Regions from separate parts of the Homo sapiens genome. Here region 2 is linked to region 1. Evidence: chromatin loops called from intact Hi-C (ENCODE). Cell type or tissue: ovary. All regions are shown on one strand. Each heading gives the region's core, and the rest is flanking DNA. Links, peaks and the distances in the headings are about the cores only. Region 1 overlaps MEF2C (myocyte enhancer factor 2C). Region 2 overlaps MEF2C (myocyte enhancer factor 2C).

Region 1 (8,347 bases), core at 152-8,151:
ACGATAATTGATGGAAAGAGGCTTAAATCATTGCTAGAAGAATCAAGGTCCTTGTATCTGTGTACATCGACTCTTCTGGTCTCCTTCCGTCTTGTAAAGCATTTTGTCGTCTTGCATGTTGGCCCCCTACTGCTCTTTGTAATGGATGCAGACCACAAGTGATTCCTTTATGCAGCATACAGGGTGTAATTGTGTCTGTGTGGTGTATTAGTAATTACCAAGCTGAATTCCCATATTGTATCTTTACTGCAGGCATGGAAAAATAGGACATACAACCCTGCGAAACCATTTTCAACCTAGATAGTGAGCCACTTAGAGCTGTATTCCAGGGACAAAGCCTTTTACATGAATACTTTTTAAACAAAATTTTCATTGTTGAGTCATTTGTACCATGCAGGATAAATTCAGTTTGGGAAATTATTACCTTTGATATTATATTATTCATTTCTGACTCTTCAGCAAAGTCTGTAATATGGAAAATATTGGTTCTTTTTAACTGCTGAAATAAAAAATATTTTTAGATGTAATAGTGATATGAGCTATGGTAACTATGCTAGGCTATCATACAGAAAGAGTACTACGTGAATTACTACATATAATAGATTCTGTAACATTTATAAACATGAAATAATATAGTTATTTTAGTAGCATTTTATCTTAAACAGTTATATGTTATACATAATTTATCAATATTGGCTCAAGCATTGTTAAACTTCAGAAAAAGCTGACAAAAAATTTTGTTACAGTAAACAGATATAAATTATTAATTTCTTTGCTATAAAATTTGCATCCATCCTTTATGTATTATGTAGCTGATATTGATTTGACTACCTCCAAATCATTGTGGATTTGAAATGTCTACAGTATTATCTGTAATAGAAAGCCAAAATAATGCAAGCAGCTTGGCTTAAACAAAAGAAAGTATGCTTATTCTATGCATCAAATGCTTATAATGACAGTTAAGAAATATTAAATAGAAGTGCAAAGAAATTAATACAGCAATTTCATTATCGATTTTCAATGCAGTTAGACTTATATTGCAAATTATTCATTAAAGCATTCAAGATTTTTGTTATATTTTTACCTTCATTTCTGAAAGTGGCCTTCCAGTATGTATATCTTAAAAATTTGCTTCCACTTTTATATGTAGATTTTGTTTTATTCAAGCAATAATTATTAAATTCTTAGGATATACAGAACTTTATATTGATGCCAGGAGAAATACAAGTTTGGAAGACATTGTCTGTGACCTCACAAAACTTACAGTCCAATTAAGGTAGAAAATACATGTGGGAATCAACTGGACAAAACAACGTAATGAGAACTATGGGGTATTTAGAGGGAGGCAACATAGCACAGTGTTGAGGAGCATCAGTTCTGGAGATAGACTGCCTGAGTTCTATATGTCCTTGGGCAAATTACTTAGACTGTCTGTTTTATTTTTTATTTTATTTTATTTTTTTTGAGATGGAGTTTCACTCTTGTTGCCCAGGCTGGAGTGCAATGGCGTGATCTCAGCTCACCGCAACCTCCACCTCCCGGGTTCAAGCAATTCTTCCTCAGCCTCCCGAGTAGCTAGGATTACAGGCATGTGCCACCACGCCCAGCTAAATTTTTTTTGTATTTTTAGTAGAGACAGGGTTTCTCCATGTTGGTCAGGCTGGTCTTGAACTCTCGACTTCAGGTGATCCGCCAGCCTCGGCCTCCCAAAGTGCTGGGATTACAGGCGTGAACCACTGCACCCGGCCAACTCTCTGTTTCTTAATCCCATCGTCTGTAAATAGAGGTTAATAATACTATCTTCTGCTTAGCTGTTATGAGAATTAAATGGATAAACATTTATAAAATGCTTAGAACAGGGTCTGACACTTGGTAAGGTTTACAATAATGATAACGACGACCATGATGGCAGTGCCGCTCCTGATACCATGTCATCAAGCAATAAGTGGTAGAAAGAAGTTTAAAAGGTCAGGACAGGCAGCCATGATTGGTAGTCCTTTTTAGGCTCAAACAAGTCAAATTCAGAAAGATGGATATCAATTGATGAAAAACGTGGGCAAACTTTCAAAAAACCAAGTATGCAAAGAGTCACAAGAAAAAAGAAACAAGGGCATGAAAAGTATTAGCTTGATATGAAGAGAATATTCACATAAATAAAAAGATATAAGAAAGATGGCAATGAAAATGGGAAGAAGAGACAGGGAAATCAAGCACTCTAAATATTTGATGTGGAATTAAATGTGATACAATTGGCATCAGAAAGACACTCCGTGGTCTCGAGCAGTAAATTAGCATAATGACAATTCTTGAGAGAGGTTCCGCTGGAAAAGACAGAAACAGTTGTGAAAAGTGGAAGTGCCAAAATATTTTACGTTTTGTAAGTATGTATATGTGTGTGTGCTAAAAAGCCTGAAAGCTTTCACCAAACTTATATTTTTATTTCATAGGACAAGTTGCTTCAGAAATATTCATATAATTTTAGTTTGCACTAATAAGGTGCACATGCATTTCTGTGACTGAGGACTATTTATCACATACAGTGTATTAAAAAAGCAAATTATAGAGGCCTCAGGAGGTTTTTTGTTGCGTTTGTTGTTTTCGTTTTGCTTGTTTTTATTTTTTTTTTTTTTGAGATGATTTCATGCCCATTGCCCAGGCTTCAATGCAGTGGCACAGCCTTGGCTTACTGCAACCTCCAACTCCTGGGCTCAAGTGATTCTCCTGCCTCAGCCTCCCAAGTGGCTGGGACCACAGGCACATACCACCACACCCAACGAATTTTTGTATTTTTTGTAGAGACAGGATTTTGCCATGTTGCCCAGGCTGTTCGAATTCCTGGGCTCAAGTGATCCTCCCACCTCAGCCTCTCAAGTGCTTGGATTACAGGAGTGAGCCACTGTGCCTGGCCTAGGAGGTTTATTTTAAACTATATAAGCTTCTTTACAGTAAATTGAAACATAAATCAAAATCTTATAAATTTAGAAGTTCCTAATGAAGTAGTGCACTTTTTAATTTTTAGACAGAGTCTCGCTAGGTTGCCTGGGCTCTTCTCAAACTCCTGGGATCAAAAGATCCTCCTTCCTCAGAACATGTGCAGTTTTTTGTTTTGTTTTGTTTTGTTTTTGACAGAGTCTCACTCTGTTGCCCAGGCTGGAGTACAATGGCACGATCTCGGCTCACTGCAACCTCCACCTCCTGGGCTCAAGCAATTCTCCTGCCTCAGTCTCCCGAGTAGCTGGGACTACAGGCATGTGCCACCACACCTGGCTAATTTTTGTATTTTTAGTAGATACGGGGTTTCACCATGTTGGCCAGGCTGGGTCTTGAACTCCTGACCTCAAGTGGTCCGCTTGCCTCGGCTTCCCAAAGTGCTGAGATTACAGGTGTGAGCCACCACACCCAGCCAGGACATGTGCACTTTTAATGATCACCTAAACAGGTCAGGATTCTGAATACAATACTGCCAAATATGAAAACTCTCCCCTTACACTTTCACATCCATATAATAAAAGCCCTGCCCTTTCATAAAAAAGACAGTGTGGTGCTGGAGGAGGGACAGACACACATTTTAGCGTCAGACAAACCTGGTTTCTGCCACTTTCATAAACTCTGTGATCTTGGGCAACATTCTGAATTTCCACCAAGCTTCAGCTTCTGAAGCAGTAAAAAAGGGATAATAAAACTCACTTTTGGTCTTCCTGTAAGAATTAACTTATGTACATATATAGCCATTAGCACATGATGCTCATACAACTGGTATTTATTTTCCTGCTGTTCCTTTTTGCATATGTAAATTTAGGCAAAAATTTTAAACTTTCACTTGTATATACACACGCATACTTTGGACACTGAAATCTTCAGTGTATTTGGTGCTTACATTTAAATAAAATGTCACATTTTATAAATTATCATATAATGTATGTATATTTCTTGTGTAATAACGTGATGAAATTCTTCAGAAATAAGGTCCTCACTACACAGATTTTTAAACTAGGGAAAGGGTAGAAAAAGGAAAAAAACTAGGAGTCAAAAGTAATTCTATTAAGTCCAGTCAAAATAGAGTTAAAAGAAAAAAAAAGTGGAACTCTGCCAAATAGAGGGGCTTGCCCAAGTTCTCTTAGTGAACTCTGGTAGATAGCATTAGGATATAATTTATTTCCTGGTGTCCCCTTTGAACTACTTTGTATCCAAGAAGAGGAGTTAGACAATGAGAGAGAAAGTGAAAGAACGAGAGAGATGTAGGGAGAAAGAGAAGGGGGTAGGTTGATTGAGATTTCAAGACAATGGAAGTAATTAGCAAGGATAACACAAGTGTCCCTATGCTGCCAGTTTCTCTTCTGACACAAAAATAAATAATTGATTTCATTGAAGTATTAGTCAGTCAACAATGCTTAGTGTGATGATATTGTTAACAGTGAAATATATATGTTGTGCATTGCTTCTAGGGTGAAACTTAAGTATCTTTGCCCTGGCTCCCGCAGTATTTTCATGGCAGTGAGGATACATACTCTTGGAAATGAGCCAGGAACACTCTAATGTATTACACATGTGGCTTAATACCAGGTGAACAGGTATTTTAAATATTCTAATCACATACCCACAATGTATATCGCTACTGGGAAAAGGATATCATTTTTAACCACTGGTGTTTGTTCTGAGCCATACCTTTTTCACACTCTGAAGATTTTCAAGACGAACTGTGATTTGGGGAGGGATGGCCATCTCAGTCAACTTTAACTGATAGGAGGTACAACAAATTTATAGTTCTGAACTCTGCACCTGGAGTCTGGCTACCGAAATCAAACCACTTGCTGACCAGCATAAAAATAAATAGGAAAATATTTCAGTGTTTTCCACAATTGCGTTTGTACAAATACAAGAGATTTTATTTATATTAAAGAAAACTGTAGTTTTTCGTTTTTTCTTTTTTCTTTTTCTTTTTTTTTTCGAGATGGATTCTCACTCTATCATCCAGGCTAGAGTGCAATGATGCAATGTCAGCTCACTGCAACCTCCACCTCTTAAGTTCAAACGATTCTCCTGCCTCAGCCTCCCAAGTAGCTGGGATTACAGGCTCCTGCCACCATGCCCAGCTAATTTTTTTGTATTTTTAGTAGAGAGGGGGTTTCACCATCTTGGCCAGGCTGGTCTCAAACTCCTGACCTCAAGTGACCCACCCGCCTTGGCCTCCCAAAGTGCTGGGATTATAGGCGTGAGACATGAGACACTGTGCCTGGCCTGCAAATTCTTATATTATGATTAGGGGAAGAAATTTGTTTTCCATTAGAAACCACCATTAAGTTTGCAAGCATTGTAACATAAAAAAAAAAAAAACCTCACTTTGCTGAGGCCTAAATTTCTATATTGAAATATTACTTTCTGGGGGAAAAAGATAAAATCTACCCAAAAGTACATCTAACGAGAAATAATTCTGAAGATTCTTTCAGATGTTCTGCTTCATGCTGTACACACACACACACACACACACACACAAACCTACACAAACCTACATATATTCACATATACATGCAGTTAATGTGAGACTGGCAGTTTCCAGCACAAAATACATAGCTTCCATTTCACTGTGCACAAGTTCCTGTGTCAGATCAACAAAACTTTCATTGATTTCTATCTATCTGCTTGGCTTCGACAATAATGTAATGCAATCGGGGAGGGAGAGTTTCTAACTTCTCCCAGCCACCTGCCTTAACCTCATGCTTCATTCATCTCGGTATAGACTGGATTCCTTTGACAATTAGTCGATAGTGTACATTACCTCATGGAAGCAGACTTTGAACTATGTTTTGCTTCCTTTTAATGGTACTGTTTCCCCTCATCTTTTAACAGTGATCTTTTAAAAAGAAGTGTGATTCTGTTCAGAATGATGGTGATGGCTGTTTGAGACATTTTAAAACTATTAGGTGGTTAATATGTGGTTAATATTATTTATTCAACAGAAAATGGACTTTAAGCGCATGTGAAAAGCAAAGCATCATAATTGTAAACTTCTTTTAAAAGTTATACAACTTTATTTAGTTTCAATTTTCCAAAAGTCCAGTTTCCCATCTGAGAGACATGGGTATTGGCCCGGCTGTGGGAAACCTCCAGAGAAAACAGGGGAGCTCCGCTACTGCGGAAGCAGAGTCAGTGACTGTGGGTGGCATTTTCTCCGCTGAGTCAGGTCCTGCCAGCCCTACCCCAGGCTTCTACCAACAGTGCAGATTTTCTGGCAAGATGCAAAACCCAAGTGTTTGTGGTTCTTGAAGCTCTTCTGCAGTTTCTCCTTTTCCTTGGTACTTTGGGAAATTTTCACTTTAGAAGATCACATCTTACTGTGTCTTCCTTGTAACTGTTGAAAAAATTGGGAAGTTTAAGTCATTTACTTTATTTTTCCTCTCATCTGGCCTATAAAGTAACTTGGTGTTATGTGCATGTTTTTCAACAAACAGGAAAGGGAAGAGATTATATACCCATGATTTTGAAAATAATTTTTATACAGCATACAAGATTTCTCGATGATCCCTCGCTTTGCCCAGGGAGAAACAATAGTTTCTCCATAAAAGCATACATTTTTCTCTTTTCCCCAATCTATTCCCTCAACCCAAGAGAAAATGTAGTCTTGTAGTTACCAGCCTTTGCATCCCCCATCTGCTCAAGCAAATTGAAGAGAAGAGGCAAGTGGTTGGCTTCTGCATCTGAAGAATATAGGTGCCAAAATAATAAAGTGGACCTTTTTGTTAGTCACAGAGACTTGAGGTTCTTGCTAGTATTACTCTAATCATTGTAATAAACCTGTGCTTCATTTTATGCAGATAGGTACAGTCTGTATATTATTGGGAAGGACTTCCTTCCTAGGCTTAGGAATGTTAGGAGTTGAAACATTTAGCAGCCGGGCGTGGTGGCTCACGCTTGTAATCCCAGCACTTTGAGAGGCTGAGGCGGGTGGATCACAAGGTCAAGAGATCGAGACCATCCTGGCTAACACGGTGAAACCCCGTCTCTACTAAAAATACAAAAACAAAATTAGCCGGGCGTGGTGGCGGGCATCTGTAGTCCCAGCTACTCAGGAGGCTGAGGTGGGAGAATGGCGTGAACCTGGGAGGCGGAGCTTGCAGTGAGCCAAGATTGTGCCACAGCACTCCAGCCTGGGTGACAAAGGGAGACTCCATCTCAAAAAAAAAAAAAAAAAAAAAAAGAAAAGAAAAATTTAGCACCCTTTCTTTTCCTTGGGGCTTCAACAACCTACACTTCATTTTAACTAGATAGATAGTACCTACATATTGGTGAAGGGCCTTCCCATCTATTCTAGATAGTACCTACATATTGGTGAAGGGCCTTCCCATCTATTCAGTTGATATTATAGCAAAATAGTAGGAAAAACATTTTAGATAATATTTTTTATCAGAAAATGAATTCCGTTACAAACACATCCCTTTATGAAAAAATAAGATTTGTCAGTCATTTCACCAATTTCAGCTGAGAGTAAGTGTTCAAAGGATACACAGATACACAGGCATGGTTTAGGCAATCCTTATTGTTAAACAACCTTGCAGACGCAGAATAATTTGATAGCTAAGAGAGAAAATTCTGGAGCTCATTCATGGGTTCATAGACTTGGTTCCACCACTCACTAACTTTGTAAACTTCAGCAAGTTCTTGGGCCACTGTGTGCCTCTTTTTTTCATCTGTAGATTGGCAGTCATTGTGGAAGAGTAGCTTGTGAGGATTAAAAAAAGACCCATGCAAAGCCACGGGCTCAGTCCCTGGCACATGTACATGCTTGGTAAATGGTAGGTGTTATTGCTGAGGAATGGATTCAATTAAAATATTAAGAAAATTAATATTTTGATAGTGATGGAAGACTGGTTTAATTTCCTCTTCATGCCATAGAAGAGGAAATGTTGTTTTTATAATTACCTAATGAAGAATCTGGAAGAAATGATTTTGCAAATGATACCCTTAAGCTCATCACTGAACTAACAAAATAACTGAGATTTCATAAGTTATGGAAATTGAAATACCTAATTTAAAAAGTCAAGTTTGCAGTACATTTCCATGGATAATGCCTGAAGTTATTGAAGCCATCATGACTACAAAATCAGGCAGCCAGGAGGCCAGGTCTACAGAGTCTGTTCAGAGAAGGCTGTCTGGGGCCACAGGACAGAGTGCGCCGTGGGGCTGGCAGCATGCACTTGGCCTTGTTGAGTTAGACAACAGGTGCCGAGCCACTGCCAGGTGTGGATATCAGGATGAACAAAATTGCTGATGGCCTGTCATAAAGCTTTATGTTAGATCATAAAGTGCTGAGCCCATATGATGAGAGATGAGTTCACATAGCAAGGGATCA
Region 2 (8,347 bases), core at 307-8,306, 61 kb before region 1:
GAATATGGCCATTAATACAACTTGACAGTGACCTTGGCGGCATTACAGGTAATCTCCCTGCAGGGATAAACTGTGTTTGAATGATATTTCTACCATGTTGAGCACAAAGAGATTTCTCCTTGGAACTTTACTGCTTAATTTTCTTTTATGCTAACAAAGACATTACAGAGTGATTTTTGTAATGATTTTCTTTTTCCTTTTGCTCTCTGAAATGACAGTTTACTACATGGTATTGCTGCTGTCATTTTTCTGTCATTATAGGGAAATGCCATATATTTGTAGCACTTTCGTAAAGTGTTGAAGTAGGCCAGGCATGGTGGCTCACGCCTGTAATTCCATCACTTTGGGAGGCAGAGGTGGGTGGATCATCTGAGGTCAGGACTTCAAGACCAGCCTGATCAACATGGTGAAACCCTATCTCTACCAAAAATACAAAAATTAGCCTGGCGTGGTGGCGGGCACCCGTAGTCCCAGCTACCAGGAGGCTAAGGCAAGGAGAATCGCATGAACCCGGGAGGTGGAGGTTGCAGTGGGCTGAGATTGCGCCACCGCACTCCAGCCTGGGCAACAGAGCTAGAATGCATCTCAAAAAAAAAAAAAAAGACTTGAAGTATATATTATTTTTATTATAGGAGTAAATATGTAATTGAATGTTATACCACTTTTAACAAAGTTCTAATAAGCTGAAAGTACATATCAAGAAGATATAGGCTGAAAATTCAATGTTAAGAAAAATCTTTTATTATGTATTTTATAAAAATTATCAGCACCAAAATTAGCTGGGTGTTGTGGCGTGCACCTGTAGTCTCAGCTACTTGGGAGGCTGAGGCAGGAGAATCACTTGAACCCAGGAGGTGGAGGTTGCAGTGAGCTGTACTCCAGCCTGGCGACAGAGCGAGACTCCATCTCAAAAAACAAAAGTTTTCTGCACCATAAGTTAGTGTTATTACCATTTAAAATTTATTTAGATTATGTAAGATAAAAATGTGTATTTTTATCACCAACTTCTGAGATGTTCACCATAGAAGACTCATATGCATTATTGCTTGTTTCCTACTTTAGATAAGCTTATCACACAGGAAGGGAACTGTGATGCGTAAGATTCAGGTAAATGAATGGAAAAGATCATGACAAATAGTGAAAGTGTACTCTTCCTCAAAACTTCTACTGCTGTTGTAATCTCAGATTTAGTGGTATGTCGATACTGAAATGACTACAAAAAAGAAATTTCACATAATGAAAGTTTGGCTTATTAAAAAGCACTTAAGTAGGTCGTAATTTCTTACTTACAGTTGCTTCTACGTCATATTTCAATGCAGGAAATGAACAGTGACTATAAAGGAAGAGTTTTTTCCATAATGTGGATCCATTTAAAAACTTTTCCTTCCTGAATTGTTTCTGGGGTCTTTTGGCAATTTGAAGCAGCTGTTGACAACAGCAATTATAGGCACCATTGACACGGGAGGATATGACAGTTGCAGTTAAGCGTTCGTTATTTGTAATGTTCATTCTGGCTTCAACTTTTACATGCAGTTCAAATTAATTAACATGGAATTAAAACAGGTTCACTGGTCCTTGACGTTTTTTAGTATCCTATCTATTGTAAAGTATTAAAAAGTTGCTTACAATCAATGGGTAATTTTAAATGCACAAGGTGAACTATTTTCATACACAGAACTCTTAAGAATCATTTGATAAGAAAGGCATAGACATTTATTAGATAAGACATGTTCAATAAATTGCAGAACACGGCATTTCTCACCAATTCCTCTATAAATTTAACCTTTAGCAGCACATTTTTCCAATTCATTGTCAAGTTAATCTATATAGTCAGAGTTCCTAATTATGTTTACATTACTGACATACACCAAATGGAAAATTAGAGATATCTTATCCCTAGTTATAAGTTGTAAGTAAATACTTGCTGGTATACTATAACACTATTTAAAATTTTAACCATGAGGAAAAGAGTTGTTTTTGGAATGACTTTAAATAGAAGTGCATTAAGAAATATAATTTGAATCAGAGAAAAAGTTAGATTTACTTAGTATTTTTGGTGTACTGTGTTAAAACTACAAATAGCAGTATATTTTCCCAGTTTTCAAAGAGTGGTAACAAAAAACCAAGCAGAAACAAAACAAAAACCCTTCTCTAATCTAATAAGAAATAAACTTCGAGGTGTATTTTTAGATAAAAGCTCTGATCGTGGTTGTACTTGAATTTGATATATGTATGTCACTGTCAACTGATTTCGGACTTTGACATATAATATTTTAAAACAACATGATAAAAATATTTCCTTAGGCCTTTTTGAGAACTTGGACTCTGGAGTCAGCCTCCCTTATCTCAAAACCCAATTTTGTTGCTTACTTGCAGTATAGAGTTGGACAAGTTGTGCATTTTTTCAATGCCTTGATTTCCTCAACAGAAATATAATATGAAGTATAATCATGAGATTACGAATTTGCCTGAGATTAAGGTCCAATTGAAATATAGAAATAACATGCCTGGGGCATGCTCATTAAATTTTACCACTTTTACTAGGATGATTTAAAATTGTTTCGCAGGGGTGCGATGGCTCATGCCTGTAATCCCAGCACTTTGGGAAGCCCAGGCTGGTGGATCACGAGGTCAGGAGATCAAGATCATCATGGCCAACATGGTGAAACCCCGTCTCTACTAAAAATACAAAAAAATTATCCAGGCGTGGTGGTGCGCACCTGTAGTCCCAGTTACTCAGGAGGCTGAGGCAGGAGAATCGCTTGAACCCAGGAGGCAGAGGTTGCGGTGAGCCGAGATTGCACCACTGCACTCCAGCCTGGGTGACAGAGCAGCAAGACTCCGTCTCAAAAAAAAAAAAAAAAAAAGTTTCACAGGAACAAACAATCAAACACAAATTAAGACGTTGTTGCCAATTTTCAAATTTATTTCTTCAGATTTTTTTCTTCTGTGTTTCCAACTTGAAATAGAATCTGTTAACATGATAATTTTCTGGATTAGAGAAAGTCATAGATATTTGTTTCAATAGATCATAGCTAATAAAAATTTTAATTAGAAATAGAAGAAACATATATATTACATAGTTAACACCTCTCACTTTGTTGTGGAGAAATTGAGTCTTAGAAAAAATGAATAAGGTATAAAACTTGAATTTCAGACACATGAAAAATGTAGTTTAAATGTAATTGTGTAACATAAATTGTCTGCCTAATAATTGGTCTGCCTCATTTTTGCAATGTCTCAATAGAATTCCAAAGATAGATTGATTTTTTTAGCTTAATTTCAACAATTTGTTGGTTCACCTTTGAGGGTTTTTTTTGGGGGGAACCAAATTTAAATAACACACAAACAATATTTTACGTGATGTAACATGTCTATCCATCTCACATGGATAATGGAGTAAGATACCCAAATAGAAATAGAAATGCTTTTTTTTTTACCATAGAATTAAAAAAAAAAAAAAGCAAGCAAAATACACATATAACTAGAGAGATTTTTATAAAGCCCTTCATCCCTCCCAAAAATGAGATAGGAAAAACGTTAGGGTTGACAAGATACCACCCCCTAAATATCAGGATGTTCCAAAATAACTCCGTCTTTTGTAGCTCCCAATCAGTAGCCACTGATGATCTCTGTCTGTCATACCCTCCTTCTCCTTCTAGAGCAGGACTGAAGGAGGGGCAGTGTGTTTCTCTGGGGAGATGGTTGTGGTCAGCATCATCACGTGCCCTCTCCAGTCCAGACATTTCACTGTTCCAGAATAGAACCCACGCTTAATTTCAAGGATTCTGGAAAAGAAAAAGTTGTTTTTCTTCACAAATTATTGAGATCCTAACCCAGAATGTCATATTTTTAAAGAAGATTATTATTATTTAGATTCTCATAAGCACATGAAAAATGTATCTAGGAAGTTGACATACTGGCAGACATCTAGCTACACATAAGAGGGGTTTTCTCCTTTATCTCACCTTTTTCCTACTGCGAATTTTTTCAACATACTTAATGAAAGTTAAAATTATGACAAGGAAACTATCACAGTATTTCCCATTTCTTTATTTACTGTAACTTTGTGGCTGTTGAATGAATTCTCAGGAAATTTTTTTTCACTGTATAATTTCTCTTTTTTTTTTTCCATATTGTTGACGTTTGTAATGGCACTGTTTCTAATCCACTATCTTTTATTATATGTTAGAGAGTCATTGATTACTTGCTTTCATCCTCATATAATAGAAATATCTAAATATTACAGTCACAGATTCCACAGACATGTAATATCAGAAAACATGAAAGTGAGTTAGCTTTCTTGTTTTACTAGATTTTTTTTCTTTCAGTAAAGCTAGGAAAATATTATTAATTAATTAGTTTAGTTTTCATCAAACCTGGTGATTGGCCGGATTCTTAATATTGTAGCACCCAAATACAGGTAGGAATTAAAGATCTGAAGAAGCCAACAATAGGAAAGATGAATTTTAATGGATCAGATTTCAAAGAACTTGTAAATATTACAAGATATTTCTTATAAAATATACTATGTAGCATAGAGGATTGCACAAATGGTCAAAGAACACTTCATCAGAAATCACAAGCCTTAAAAAGAAGTATCTGGTTGACTAAAGAAAGATCTGTATGAGGAATGGAAATCTGAATGTATTATGAGAATAGGAGAAATTTCAAATAGTATAAAAATAAAAGTTCTAAGAAATAAGGCTTAAAGTTGGATAAGGAGAATCAAAATTAAAAGATGATTTTTATGAATTTGTTTAACCAAAAGCAACAACAAAAGATAAAATAAAACGTAGCCCATTTTTAATGTGCTATCAGGAGTGTGTACGTTCCACCAGGGCATGAAATTTTGTCTGTTTTATTCCCTGACATATTACATAGAATAGTGCCTTGAACATAGTAGTGACTCAGAAAAAAATTGTTGAGTGAAGGAATAAATGAAATGCTTCTTTGCTTTATTTTTCACCTTTATTATGCAGCGAAATGAACACATGCTTGTAGCCACATACATGAAATGTAATACAAGTATGTGTGACTTATGGAATCCATTGATACTAAGAAACAAAACAAATTTCATGGAACTCCTCCTGGAAAGGTTTGACTAAAGCCTAAGATCATTTTTTTTTCTTTGCTTCTTTTTTTCTTCTTTTTTTTTTTTTTTTTGAGACAAAGTTTTATTCCATCATCCAGGCTGAGGTGCAGTTGTGCAACCACATCTCACTGCAGCCTGAAACTCCTGGGCTCAAACGATCCTCTGATCTCAGCTTCCTGAGTAGCTGGTACTCCAGGCATGCGCCACCACACCCACTTAATTTTTAAATTTTTTGTAGAGGCAGGGTCTCACCATGTTGCCCAGACTGGTCTCGAACTGGGCTCAAGTGATCCATCTGCCTCAGCCTCCCAAAGTTCAGGGAGTGCAGGTGTGAGCCACAGTGCCCGGCCCTAAGATCATTTCAGTAGCAGGAACTATTTTAACATAATGGCATTACGGGGCCATAGGCTGTTAGTCTTAAGAATTTTTGAGTAAAGACTAGGAGTTAACTATCACACTGATAACATTTCTTAAATGAAGGATGACGCTGGGAACCACAATTAGTAACTCTCTTATTTGCAGACTTAAAAGTGTACAAGGAAATATTGCCATGAAATCCATGTGTTATTTATCTTTAAAAGTTCAGGGCGTGAGTATTAAGCAACATAGCATCATATAAGAACTGGTGCTATGAGAATATTTTCATCTTTGTTAATAAAGTGTGAAGGAAAAAGGATAGGTATAATTTCAACTTTCTAAGGCTTTTGATTTTCTTCCATATGACATCCTCATCCATAAATTGGGAAAATATCATCTAAACCACACACAGATTTTAATGGTAGCTAAAGGAATAGTGAATTAAATAATTTAGTCATTACATTTTAAATGCTAACAAATCCTGTATAAAGAGTGCTTGAGGTCTGGCCCTTGAAAGATAGGAATTCAGCATAACCTTGGTAAACTAGAGAAGTGGTCAGAAGTCTTGAAGCCAAGGAGAAAAAAAAACAAACTCTCTAAATACAAAATGTGGAAGAGTTGGCTAGAAACAAATCTGGCAAGGGAAAAATTACAAAATTGAAATAAGTGAAAAGGTAAACATTTACTTTAAAATTCATGCAGAGTGTGGATAAATAAAAATATTTATTTGATAAGAATATACAACAAAAGCACTTTTCAAGGACTATGTATATTTTTGGACTCCAGAGATCTAGGCAAATCTGATGTGAAATGATGAGCTGCAAAGATGGCGAAAAAATAAAAACCAGCGTAAGGAAAGATTAAAAGAACAGACATAAAGCAATACACAATATTGAAGTGTATGACATGAGGACGTGATCACCAAATGTTGTTCTCTGTACAAAGGACAGAACAAGAGGAGTGGACATAAAGTATTCTGTGAGGGATTAGCTATAAGTAAGAATTTCCTGAGAGTGAGAGTTGTGAAACATCAAAATAGGATACTGAGGAAGGTTATGTTGCTCCTTTTCCGGAAGGCCTTAAAAATAGGAGAGGTGGAATCTTTGTGAAATAATTTGGGTACGGTATTATCTGAAGGAGGGAAAAATGATATGACCTTGCATAACTCTTGCCAATATTAATATCCGGTGTTTCTACTCTTACCTTAGATGAATGGAAAATACAAATATGTATTTCTAACCAAAAGAAAAGATTTTTTTCTCTTTTTTGACATGGCAAAATTTATCATTTTCATAAAGATTCATTTTAAGGCAGTTGAAATTTCCAAGTCCATTCTGGAATTCTCCATAGTAAATTTAGTGAAACACAAAATATTCATATTAACTAATTTATTTCAAAGGGACTTGGTAGAGGTTTTGTTATGCTTATTGTTTTTCTATTTCATACGATACAAAAGACAAATACTCTTATATAATTTTGAAAGTTAGAATCCTCAGGATTGTGACCAAATAATAATTTGGTATGTGAACTAGTTACTTGATGGAAATGTCCGCTTTTTTAGCATATAAGAGTAATATGCACACTCTTTCCTTTTCAGAACACTTATTACTGGACCCACAAACATACCTGAGGGACACGGACATAAAAATTATCCTAGAGGTGTCTTCACTTTGAAAGGCAGTATTTGCCAACAGATTCGTTCTTACTGAATTACAAATCTCAGAGATTTCCTGTTTACCAGAAGTCCTCTTGGAGTGCATGGGATATAGAAGCAGCCATTTTGAGCATTCGCTTTGCACCATCAACTGCCTAGCATCTGAAATTGAAGTCAGTCTTACATAGGTAGGTAGGTAGAGATAGATAGATAGAGAGAGAGAGAGAGAGAGAGAGAGAGAGAGATAATGTGGCGTTGTTGCCTTATGGAGTTTTTGAATGGTTCTGACCTGTTCTCATCAACTACTACAATAACATATATAATTATGTAAGTGAATATAGATGTACTATATATGTACAAACATAGGTACATGGTGTTCTGCCTATGAAAGTAGGAAAAAAGTCTGACAAATGCTGAATATATATATACACACACGATTACTTCCTCATGCTGTAGGCTCTGATAGAGCAAGGCTACACAATACATTGTGAAAAAACTGTCATGTTAACTTCTATAATGCACCAAAATGTGCAGTATTTTCCAACAATTATAAATATATCGCCAATTATGTCAGCTGTTCTTATACAATTAGTATATTTTATTAGGCGTGTGTCTTATAAAGTTGAAAGCCGTAAAATTCCTTCTAAAATAATGTACCTAAAGAGCTTGAATTGCACAATTAAACTCAGAGCTCTAAAACACAAAGTATTCTGAAGAAGTAGGTAACTGTATAAAATTTTGAAGTGGAAACTTCCCTGTAAATAGAAGGATTTGTAGTAGACCATAATTTGAGGAGATAAGGAGAAGAAAGAGAAAGAGCATAACGAGAAGGAAAAAGAGGAGTGGCAAGGGGAGGAGGGTAAGGATAATGGCCAGGGTCATACCAGAGCTGGTTAGGTGTGTTTTAGAAACCTACTCAAGGTACTTTGAAGGAAAGCAAAATGACTGCTTCAAGCTTTGGGGATGAGATATCTGTGTAATTCTCATCTGTAATTCTCAGATGAGAATTCTGTGTAATTCTTAACTTCATCATAAGTGAAAATGACTCTCCTGACCCATTATCAGGAAGACAATTCTTTTGGGTTTCTTTTTCCGGGAATTGTGAAGAATATATACTGATTTATACAGTATACATTTACCTGGTTTTCCTTGTGAACACATTCATTTGTAGAAAGTAGAAAAAAAAAAACCAAAAACAGCTGCTGATGATCATCCAGTAAATTATAATAGTAAAGACAAAT

Evidence for each region. Peaks named below come from ENCODE experiments on the same cell type or tissue, not always from the same donor. Only the 100,000 strongest peaks of a DNase experiment are listed, where the experiment ranks them.
Region 2: a loop joins it to region 1, with 12 times the contacts of the local background. A loop is called at or near these places in 6 of 110 quality-filtered maps.

Annotation. Positions count from the first base shown.
Region 1 is chr5:88,776,748-88,785,094 of GRCh38, reverse strand. The region is part of intron 3 of MEF2C (myocyte enhancer factor 2C); the gene reads left to right. Among named protein-coding and RNA genes, the nearest start is that of GSCAR, 84 kb to the right of the region's middle. In ovary, for the core only: no CTCF peak of the experiment used is centred there; a DNase peak (open chromatin) is centred at 6,164.
Region 2 is chr5:88,838,326-88,846,672 of GRCh38, reverse strand. All of the region lies in intron 1 of MEF2C (myocyte enhancer factor 2C), which reads left to right. Among named protein-coding and RNA genes, the nearest start is that of MEF2C, 41 kb to the left of the region's middle. In ovary, for the core only: no CTCF peak of the experiment used is centred there; a DNase peak (open chromatin) is centred at 5,252; H3K27ac peaks cover 3,377 bases.